Linked DNA regions of Homo sapiens: region 1 is linked to region 2. A link is a loop called in an ENCODE intact Hi-C map of the cell type or tissue named here. Cell type or tissue: ascending aorta. All regions are shown on one strand. Links, peaks and the distances in the headings refer to the core of each region. The heading gives the core; the rest is flanking DNA. Region 1 overlaps MRTFA (myocardin related transcription factor A). Region 2 holds the start of MRTFA (myocardin related transcription factor A).

The links. Peaks named below come from ENCODE experiments on the same cell type or tissue, not always from the same donor. Only the 100,000 strongest peaks of a DNase experiment are listed, where the experiment ranks them.
Region 1: a loop joins it to region 2, with 3 times the contacts of the local background. A loop is called at or near these places in 12 of 110 quality-filtered maps.

Annotation. Positions count from the first base shown.
Region 1 is chr22:40,496,687-40,502,052 of GRCh38, forward strand. The region is part of intron 3 of MRTFA (myocardin related transcription factor A); the gene reads right to left. Among named protein-coding and RNA genes, the nearest start is that of MRTFA-AS1, 22 kb to the right of the region's middle. RefSeq lists an enhancer at 1,749-2,248. In ascending aorta, for the core only: no CTCF peak of the experiment used is centred there; a DNase peak (open chromatin) is centred at 2,705; H3K4me3 peaks cover 382 bases; H3K27ac peaks cover 3,031 bases.
Region 2 is chr22:40,634,640-40,640,005 of GRCh38, forward strand. MRTFA (myocardin related transcription factor A) reads right to left here and starts at 2,080. Exons shown (of 15, transcript NM_020831.6): 1 at 1,839-2,080. RefSeq lists a silencer at 1,535-1,844 and enhancers at 2,105-2,414, 3,154-4,353. In ascending aorta, for the core only: no CTCF peak of the experiment used is centred there; DNase peaks (open chromatin) are centred at 2,212, 2,622, 2,972, 3,262 and 3 weaker places; H3K4me3 peaks cover 3,440 bases; H3K27ac peaks cover 3,033 bases.

The DNA.
Region 1 (5,366 bases), core at 267-5,266, 140 kb before region 2:
AGGAGAGAGTAGAAGCACAGTCACCAATCTGGGTGGTTGGAATAGAACAATCTATTTTCTCTTTCTCCCTTTTGTTTATCTGTATCTTCTACATTTTCTACATCAAATAACTACTGTCTTTATAATAAGCCAAAAATCTTTTTCTCAAGAAAGGGCACCAGGCTGAGTCAGGAGTCCTGGTTTCCAGCAATATTACTAATCTCTACAAAGGAGTGGCTGGAGTAGACAAGGTGTCCTCTATCTCTAAAATGGAATGGTTCTCTAAGATTTATGGTGGGATTTGGCAAAGCTACACCCTTTGTTTTGTTTCATTTTTCTGTCAATACTTACTGTCTGCCTATCAAGTACCAGGTGTTGTGGACACAGAAAGGTGAAACACCTGCCCAAATGGAGTTGACACTACAGGCTGTTCAAGAAACGGAGACAGCCTTGTAACTATTTATACAATCCCTCAGCATGGTAAGTGCTCTGATGAGGACAAAGAAGAGGGGACCTTGCTGGGGCTGGAGAGTTAGAGAAGGCCTCCAGGAGGAGAGAAGGCACCTGCACTGAAATCTAAAATCATTTTTGTTTAAGTCAAACCAAAAAGATGGGAAGGGCATTCCAACCAAAGGCAGAGGAACGCACAAAAGCAAAAGTTATGAAAATAACAATTACTTGAGGAATGGAGAATAGAGAGAAAGAGAAATAGAGAAAGGTCATTTGGACAGCAGTGTGGAAACAAGGAGGGACAAAGACAGCAGCAGAGAGGCTGGTGAGGAAGAGGAAAATAATCTTCAGAAATCATATGGGTCAGGCTGGCTCACGCCTGTAATCCCAGCACTTTGGGAGGCCAAAACAGGTGGATCACAAGGTCAGGAGTTCGAGACCAGCCTGACCAACATGGTAAAACCCCATCTCTACTAAAAATACAAAAATCAGCCAGGCTTGATAGTGCACGCCTATAATCCCAGCTACTCAGGAGGCTGAGTCAGGAGAATCGCTTGAACTTGGGAGGCGGAGGTTGCAGTGAGCTGAGATCGCACCACTGCACTTCAGCCTGGGCAACAGAGACTGTCTCAAAAAAAAAAAGGAAATCGCATGGGGTAGTAAATCTTTTCTTCTTATGTAAAAGGCTACATATGCCATAAACAAACCTGATAAATATTAGTTTAAGATGTACCTTGGCCGGGCACAGTAGCTCACACCTGTAATCCCAGCACTTTGGGAGGCCAAGGCTGGTGGACTGCTTGAGCTCAGGAGTTGGAGACCAGTCTGGGCAACATGGCAAAACTCAGTCTCTACAAAAAAATCTTTTTAAAATATTAGATGGGTGTAGTGGCGCATGCCTGTAGTCCCAGCTACTCAGGAGGCTGAGGTGGGAGGACTGCTTGAGCCTGAGAGGTGGAGGGTGCAGTAAGCCAAGATCACAGCACTGCACTCCAGCACCTGGGTGACAGAGTAAGACCCTGTGTCAAAAAAAAGAATGCACTTTACTATATTTACAAATATAGCATGCACTTACAAAAATTTACCAAACAAAATGTCAGCATGCTTCTATTTTCCACAGTTAACGGTACACACTTCATATATATATATATATATATATTTTTTTTTTTTTTTTTTTTTTTTTTTTTGAGGCAGGGTCTCACTCTGTAGCTCAGGATGGAGTACAGTGGCATGATCACAGCTCACTGCAGCCCTGATCTCCTGGGCTGAGATGATCCTCTCACCTCAGCCTCCCAAGTAGCGGGGACTAAGGTACAAGCTACCATGCCCAGCTGATTTTTGCATTTTTTTGTAGAGATGAGGTTTCACCATGTTGCGCAGGTTGGTCTTGAATTCCTGGGCTCAAGAGATCCACCCACCTCAGCCTCCCAAAGCGGTAAGATTATAAGCATGAGCCACTGTCCCCAGCCTCATTCAATAAATATTTGTTGAGTATGTGTCATGCATATGGTAGGTGCTGAGGGAGAAGACAGACACAGACAGTAAACAAATGAACCATCAAAGCACCCAAGACAACCAACCAGATGTCTTTTTGTATGGCCAAGACCTATGCAGATCTCTACCTCTCAGGAGCAGGCCACAGGCAGGATGATACAGTGGCTAGGAATTTGCACTTGAAATCAGACAGACCTTTGTTTAAATTTTAGCTCTTATCACCTGTTGCCAACTCTGGTTTTGAGTAAGTTACTTAACCTCTCTAAGCTTTCATTTCCTTACCTGAAAATAAAGATAATATGACCAAATTTATACGGTTTTAGGGTGAATTTAATCAATCAATCAATAATCAGTGTGTTGGGTATACAGAATGTTCAGCCAATCGTCCCTTTTATTTTATTATTAATTTTCCACTTTTAGAACAGACAATGATGTCCCACAACACAGACAAAAATATTCACAGGGTAGAAAAAAAGGGAAAGAAAGGTATAAAAATGATCTGTTTAACATTTCTAAATTCACATCTTAGTGAATTCACAACCGTTTTTCTCGTAAAGATGTCATGCTTGGAACTTACATTCCTTTAGGATTTCTCAAACTGTTAACATCTTGTCTGCATTACATGACCTAGTAAATTAAATAAAATCTATCACCCAAAATAGGGAACCAGCCACAATCTCTCCCTGGATTCCTTGTTCTGATTCTCTGACTAATACTGAGTCATTTAAAGAACACAGACAACACAGAGCACTGATAAGCAGTCTGAACACAAAACTGAGGAGCAGAGGTGCCAGAGCACACTATGGACTGACCACAGACTACAAGCAGAACTTTCTGAAACAGAAAAATCAAGATAAAAGGAGAGTTTCCTAACTGGCTGTAACTTGAGTAATTATGCCTTCCAAGAGAAAAGCAGCACAGAAATTAACATATTTCTCAAGCCAGAAGAAAACTTTTTTAAAATTTTAATACCTCCTTATCTGTGAAAAAAAAATTTTTAACCAAATTTTAAAACTCCTTCCTCCCTATAATTACATCCTCAAAAATGTTTTAACTACCTCTTAAAATGTTTATTTCTTACAAATGACTCTGTAAGCAACACTGGTCATTTAAAGATTTTGAAGGCATACATAAAACACAAAAAGAAAATGTCTTCTCTGTGACCTGACACCTTAAGGGTCAAACTGATTTTACTTCAACTTTCACCATAAATTTCCCTTTGTATTAAAACCAGGTGTGACACTTCAGCCCAAAAACAAGTATTTAAGAAGCAGAGGAAACCTGGACAAGATTTTCAAGTAGACCTTTTTTTTTTTTTTTTTTTTTTTTTGAGACCGAGTCTCACTCTGTCCCCAAGGCTGGAATGAAATGGTACGATCTCGGCTCACCGGCTCACCGCAACGTCCGCCTCCAGGGTTCAAGCAATTCTCCTGCCTCAGCCTCCCTAGTAGCTGAGATTACAGGCGCTCACCACTACACCCAGCTAATTTTTTGTATTTTTAGTAGAGATGGGGTTTCACCATGTTGGCCAGGCTGGTCTCGAACTCCTGATCTTGTGATTTGCCCACCTCGGCCTCCCAAAGTGCTGGGATTACAGGCATGAGCCACCGCGCCCGGCCCAGTCTATGATTTTTTTTTTTTTATGCTTCATTAAAGTAAAAGTCTATGCCTACAAAGAGAAATAATAACATACTTTCATATTGCTTTCTTTTTTTTTGTTACAGTTTTTATTTTTTTTATTTTTTTTTTAACATTTCATTTTTTATTTTTTTTATATTTTTATTTTTTTTAATTTATTTTTTTATTGATAATTCTTGGGTGTTTCTCACAGAGGGGGATTTGGCAGGGTCATGGGACAATAGTGGAGGGAAGGTCAGCAGATAAACAAGTGAACAAAGGTCTCTGGTTTTCCTAGGCAGAGGACCCTGCAGCCTTCCGCAGTGTTTGTGTCCCTGATTACTTGCGATTAGGGATTGGTGGTGACTCTTAACGAGCATGCTGCCTTCAAGCATCTGTTTAACAAAGCACATCTTGCACCGCCCTTAATCCATTTAACCCTGAGTGGACACAGCACATGTTTCAGAGAGCACCGGGTTGGGGGTAAGGTCACAGATCAACAGGATCCCAAGGCAGAGGAATTTTTCTTAGTGCAGAACAAAATGAAAAGTCTCCCATGTCTACTTCTTTCTACACAGACACGGCAACCATCCGATTTCTCAATCTTTTCCCCACCTTTCCAGCCTTTCTATTCCACAAAGCCGCCATTGTCATCCTGGCCCATTCTCAATGAGCTGTTGGGCACACCTCCCAGACGGGGTGGTGGCCGGGCAGAGGGGCTCCTCACTTCCCAGTAGGGGCGGCCGGGCAGAGGCGCCCCTCACCTCCCGGACGGGGCGGCTGGCCGGGCGGGGGGCTGACCCCCCAACCTCCCTCCCGGACGGGGCGGCTGGCCGGGCAGAGGGGCTCCTCACTTCCCAGTAGGGGCGGCCGGGCAGAGGCGCCCCTCACCTCCCGGACGGGGAGGCCGGCCGGGCAGGGGGCTGACCCCCCCCACCTCCCTCCCGGACGGGGCGGCTGGCCGGGCGGGGGGCTGACCCCCCCACCTCCCTCCCGGACGGGGCGGCTGGCCGGGCAGAGGGGCTCCTCACTTCCCAGTAGGGGCGGCCGGGCAGAGGCGCCCCTCACCTCCCAGACGGGGCGGCTGGCCCAGCGGAGGGCTGACCCCCCCACCTCCCTCCCGGACAGGGCGGCTGGCCGGGCGGGGGGCTGACCCCCCCACCTCCCTCCCGGACGGGGCGGCTGGCCGGGCAGAGGGGCTCCTCACTTCCCAGTAGGGGCGGCCGGGCAGAGGCGCCCCTCACCTCCCAGACGGGGCGGCTGGCCCGGCGGAGGGCTGACCCCCCCACCTCCCTCCCGGACAGGGCGGCTGGCCGGGCGGGGGGCTGACCCCCCCACCTCCCTCCCGGACGGGGCGGCTGGCCGGGCAGAAGGGCTCCTCACTTCCCATTAGGGGCGGCCGGGCAGAGGCGCCCCTCACCTCCCAGACGGGGCGGCTGGCCGGGTGGAGGGCTGACCCCCCCACCTCCCTCCCGGACAGGGCGGCTGGCCGGGCAGAGGGGCTCCTCACTTCCCAGTAGGGGCGGCTGGGCAGAGGCGCCCCTCACCTCCCAGACGGGGCGGCTGGCCGGGTGGAGGGCTGACCCCCCCACCTCCCTCCCGGACAGGGCGGCTGGCCGGGCGGGGGGCTGACCCCCCAACCTCCCTCCCGGACGGGGCGGCTGGCCGGGCATAGGGGCTCCTCACTTCCCAGTAGGGGCGGCTGGGCAGAGGCGCCCCTCACCTCCCAGACGGGGCGGCTGGCCGGGCGGGGGGCTGACCCCCCCACCTCCCTCCCGGACGGGGCAGCTGGCCAGGCGGGGGGCTGACCCCCCCACCTCCCTCCC
Region 2 (5,366 bases), core at 148-5,147:
GACAGCCCCAGCCCTTAGAAAAACACCTGGCACGTTACAAACATGGAACAAAAAGTCTGTTGAATGAATAAATGAAGTCATCCCTTAAGTAGTACTTGTAATTACTAACGGGTGACCCAAACTTTATGGTTTTGCCCTTTATAGGCTGAGATTCTATTTCATACTCTTTTTAATCACTCCCTAATAGCATCTGGCAGAGTACTAAGGACATGGAAACTCTCCAATAAATACTTTTGGGTGATGGGATACATATTACTCTTCCACCTCTCTTGATTTGACTCTAAATAACTTATTCAAGTGGATGTGACTTTTGGAAGCCTTCTTAAAAACGGGCTCTTCTTAATAGTTATTGGCCAAAAACTGAAACAAACACTAGAGCTAAACTACAGATATTTTTTTCTTTGCAGGTGTTTTTAAAGAACGCAGTAATGGATTGCTTCTTTCTAAATCATTTCAATAAGAAACAGTAACATAAAGCCCTTTGGTTCGCTATGAAAAATGCAAACGACATTAAGCAAAACTTAGTTTAATAACTTCCAGCCAAAGGTTCCCCACCCTGCAGTCATAGGGCTGTGGGCCAGCTGGCTGTACCACCTCACCCCCGGGAGATGACTGCTTTTCAACAGTAAAACTGCGTAAGTGACATTTGGAGTTTTGGGGGTCTTCTGAAGTAAAACATGTAGGTCTAACTTCTTACTGACAATAAGTCTTAACGTTACAGGCTTCGGCTTGATGTAGAAAGGACCCTGAAAAGATCTCAAAAACTTGCAACTCGGGGACATTCCAGACGTCTTATGAGTTTAAAACTATGTAAAAACATACGAAGCATGGGGTAATTCCATTATTATATTTAAGTGATGTATTCCACATTCCTGTATATACACACACTTCATGCCAAACAGAGGCTGGCAAGCAAGTTAACCATTCAACTGCCCTTTCGTTATGCTGCATAACAGGGAGACAACAGAGAGAAATCTTGACAATGCCAAGCTGGGCTAGTGCTTAAAGGCACACAGGCAAACCAGGCATTCTCAACATCCCAAAAGCAAACATTTCTTGGGCCCTTACTATGGGCCAAGCACTGTGTCAAACGCTTCACGTGAATTATTTCATTCGACACTTACAACAAACAACCGTATGCGATTGGTGCTATTATCCTCATTTTTCAGACGAGGAAACCAAGGCACAAGATTACACAGCTAGCAAGTGGCAGGTTTGGGAGTCGACTCAAAAGGTCCAGCCCTAGGCACTATGGAGTATCAAAGGTACCCGAAGCGGGGAGGGTGGACTGCATCAGCGTCCTGACAGACGCTTTCTTAGGAGGTAAAGTTCTTGGCCATCAAGTTTCAGATTTGCAGAGCCCTGTACACCTGGCAGCATTCAGGTTTGCTATACTGGCACCAACAAGTCCAGCTGAGCCTCCTTGCCTGGGAATCCCAAGGACTGCACTTGGATCCTGAAGGTCTGCACAAGACCCCAGAGAAAGCGGCCGACACCCCGTCCCTGCAATCAAAACACATCCCGGGAGAAGCGAGGGCGAGGACCTCCGTGCCTCCCCGCCCCGCGCAGCACAGCCCTGCCAGGCAGTGCACAGGTGCACGACCGCGCCCGCCCGCCCGGCCCGGCCCGGGTCCCAGCCCCGGCACAGTGACCGCCGCTCTGCGACTCCGGCCCCGAGGGCAGGGGCAGAAGGCCGGCAAGAAGAGGGCAGGGGACGCGAGGGCCGCCTCGCCCGACCCCCCGAGGACGCGCGCAGCAGGGTCGGGGGGGAAAAAGGATGCTCCAGGCGGGGCGAGGCCGCGGTGGGGGAGGGGTCCCCAACCCGGACTCTCACTCACCGCCTCGCGCGGCTCCCGGCCGGGTTCCGCGGCTCGCCCCACTCCGGCTCTAGCCGCCCGCGTCTCCTCTCGAGGCTCACTGTCCAGCCCGGGCGCACGGAGCTGAGAAGTCGCCGCCAGCGGAGGGCGTGTGGCCAGCGGCAACCAAGAGGGTGGGAAAGATGGGACCGTCGCTCTCGCCGCCGCGGCCACCACAGACACTGCCGCCGCCGGCTCCTCTCAGCCACGGAAGCTGCGGGCCCGCCCACCACGCCCGCCTCCCGTCCTGAAGACTGTCCGCTGGAGAAGTGACGGCGGCGCTAGCCAATCAGAGGCCTGATCGGGGTCGTGATCGGCGGACTAAAGGGCGGGCGGAGAAGGAAGCGGCATGAAGAAGGCGAAAACGGCGGCCTGACTTCCTGTGACTGACGGCACGGCGCAGCCAATGGGCAACGGGGAGATGACCTCATCTCTGAGGAAAGTCTGGAACTGGCTGAGCTGCGGCGAGGGGGTTGGCGACGAGCCGGGGGCGGAGCTCTGGGCCTTAAAGAGGCCGCAGCCCTGTGGTCACCCTGTGAAGGGAAGGGCGGTGGACCCTGCCGGATCTTGCGAAGTTGCCAAGGGGTCAATGCCCAGGCGCGAGTAATTACTGCATTAATCCCAGACCCCATCCCGATTCTTGTCGGGGACTGAAGGGTCTCCGCCTGGGGCTCCGAAGTCGATCATTTCACATTCACGCTTCCCAAAACGAGACACAATAAATTCCGCTCTGGCCTGGAGCCTTGAATTCCCGTTACGGTCCCGCCCCGCCGAGGCCCGTCGCCTTGTTTCTCTGAGTCAGTTTCCCCAACGGTGAAAGGGAGGACGCTGACACCTGCCTGCCCCTCCCTATCTGCCGAGGCCGTGGAGATCAGCAGCAGCGAAAGCGCTCTGGGCTTAGAAGAGGAAAAGGGCTGCGTGAGCCCAAGAGCTTGCATCGGAAGGCTCCAGGAAGAGCATCTGCAAAAAAGAGGATTCCACGGGATGACCCCCGACAACTCTTGGAATTCTAAAATCCTATACCCTTGCCCGCACCCATTCGTGTAGTGAAGGGGCGCGCGTTAGGCGCAGAGGCCACACGCTCCGCAAGTGAACCCGGGCACCTCTCTGAACCTATTCCGGGCTGAGGGCGGGGAGCGGGTGGCTGCCCGATTTAAAAACATGTATATGTATGTGTATGTGTATGTGTATGTGTATGTGTATGTGTATGTGTATATGTATATGTATATGTATATGTATATGTATATGTATATGTATTATGAGTGAAGTCCATGACTGCAACAGGGAGAAAGGAGAAAGGCGAAAGGGGAGAGAGCAACAAGGTAAGCCAGGCCCACTGTGATGACAGCTGCGGTCATGCAGGCCCTTCGTATCCGCCTTCCTCCCCAGCAATGGGAGAGAGCCCAGAAAAGGAGAAATAACCCCAACTCGATGGGGTGGAAAAGGGGGAAGCGCTTTCCGGAAGGCTTCCGGGATGGGGTCACCAGAGTCAGAGGAAGGAGTAACAGTAGATAGAAGAAGAAGTGGTCAGGGGCGTTCTTCTAGGTTTGGGGCGGACCCGCGTGAAGATGCAAAGACTGAAAAGGGGCGGCTCACTTTACATTCCAAGGTAAATTCTCACTATGACCCCCTTTTCCCCATCAAAGGCTTCTGGGACTGCCCATGGGTGAACTCAGAGGGAGGGTAGGAGAGGGTGCTGCTCTATCCAATGGCGGCAAAAGTCAAAGTGGCCTTGGGTATTCCCAATTACTCACTATAAATCAGCTTCCAATGCCGGTCGCAGAATCTTGGAGTTAGACGGGATCCTCGTGGGCTCTTAGTCACACACACCTTCCCCAAGGCAAAAATTCTTGCACAAAATACCTGATAAAATTATTTATTCGATAAATATTTTTTGAGTAAGAACACTGAGGGGGTAAGCTAGATGAGATACAGTCACTACCCTGGGGGTGCTTACACCAAACTGGAGGATGCTAAGGCACGTACTGCGGTGACTGCAATGCCAGGCCGGTATCCCAGGTGACTAAAACAGGATGCAGGCCGGGTGCGGTGGCTCACGCCTATAATCCCAGCACTTTGGGAGGTCGAGGCGGGCGGATCACGAGGTCAGGAGACCAAGACCATCTTGGCCAACACGGTGAAACCCCGTCTCTACTAAAAAACAGAAAAAATTAGCTGGGCGTGGTGGCGGGCGCCTGTAGTCCCAGCTACTCGGGAGGCTGAGGCAGGAGAATGGCGGAACCTGGGAGGCAGAGCTTGCAGTGAGCTGAGATCGCGCCACTGCACTCCAGCCTGGGCGACAGAGTGAGACTCCATCTCAAAACAAAAAACAAAAACAGGATGCAGTCCGGGCGCGGTGACTCACGCCTGTAATCCCAGCGCTTTGGGAGGCCGAGGCGGGCGGATCACGAGGTCAGGAGATCAAGACCATCCTGGCTAACACGGTGAAACCCCGTCTCTACTAAAAACAGAAAAAATTAGCTGGGCGTGGTGGCGGGCGCCTGTCAAGTCCCAGCTACTCGGGAGGCTGAGGCAGGAGAATGGCATGAACCCGGGAGGCGGAGCTTGCAGTGAGCCGAGATGGCGCCACTGCACACCAGCCTGGGCGACAGAGCGAGACTCCGTATTTAAAAAAAAAAAAAAAAAAGAGGATGCAGAAGTGCGCCTCGGAGGAGAAAGTACCCCCACTGGAATTATTGGGGTGGGGCAGATTTCCCCAAAACATGACCAAGGTGGGGCATTCCAGATAGTACCCACCCAGACACAGCCCTCCTTAAAAAGCCCAGGTAATGAGGAGGCACAAGTGTATTTTATTAGTCACAGGAAAAGAGATCTGCCCATTCATGGCAGAGACTGCAGGCAACCTCACCGTCTCACAAATATCTCTATACTTTTTCTGGACAACTTAAATTGTATACGTTTTATATACTATATATAGACACATATATATTTTGTGTATATATAAAGGGTTAGGCTGGATGTGGTGGCTCACACCTGTAATCCCAGCACTTTGGGTGGCCGAGACCAGAGGATCACTTGAGGTCAGGAGTTCAAGACCAGCCTGGCCAACATGGTGAAACCCCGTCTCTACTAAAAATACAAAAATGAACCGGGCGTGGTGATGCTCACCTGTAATCCCAGCTACTCGGGAGGCTGAGGCAGGAGAATTGCTTGAACCTGGGAGGCGGAGATTGCAGTGAGCCGAGATCCCACCACTGCACTCCAGCCTGGGTGACAGAGTAAGAGAGACTCTGTCTCAAAGAAAAAAAAAGCCAGGCGCGGTGGCTCACGCCTGTAATCCCAGCACTTTGGGAGGCCAAGGCGGGCAGATCACGAGGTCAGGAGATTGAGACCATCCTGGCTAACACGGTGAAACCCCGTCTCTACTATAAATACAAAAAATTAGCCGGGTGTGGTAGCGGGCGCCTGTAGTCCCAGCTACTCAGGAGGCTGAGGTGGGAAAATGGCGTGAACCCTGGAGGTGGAGCTTGCAGTGAGCCGAGATCGTGC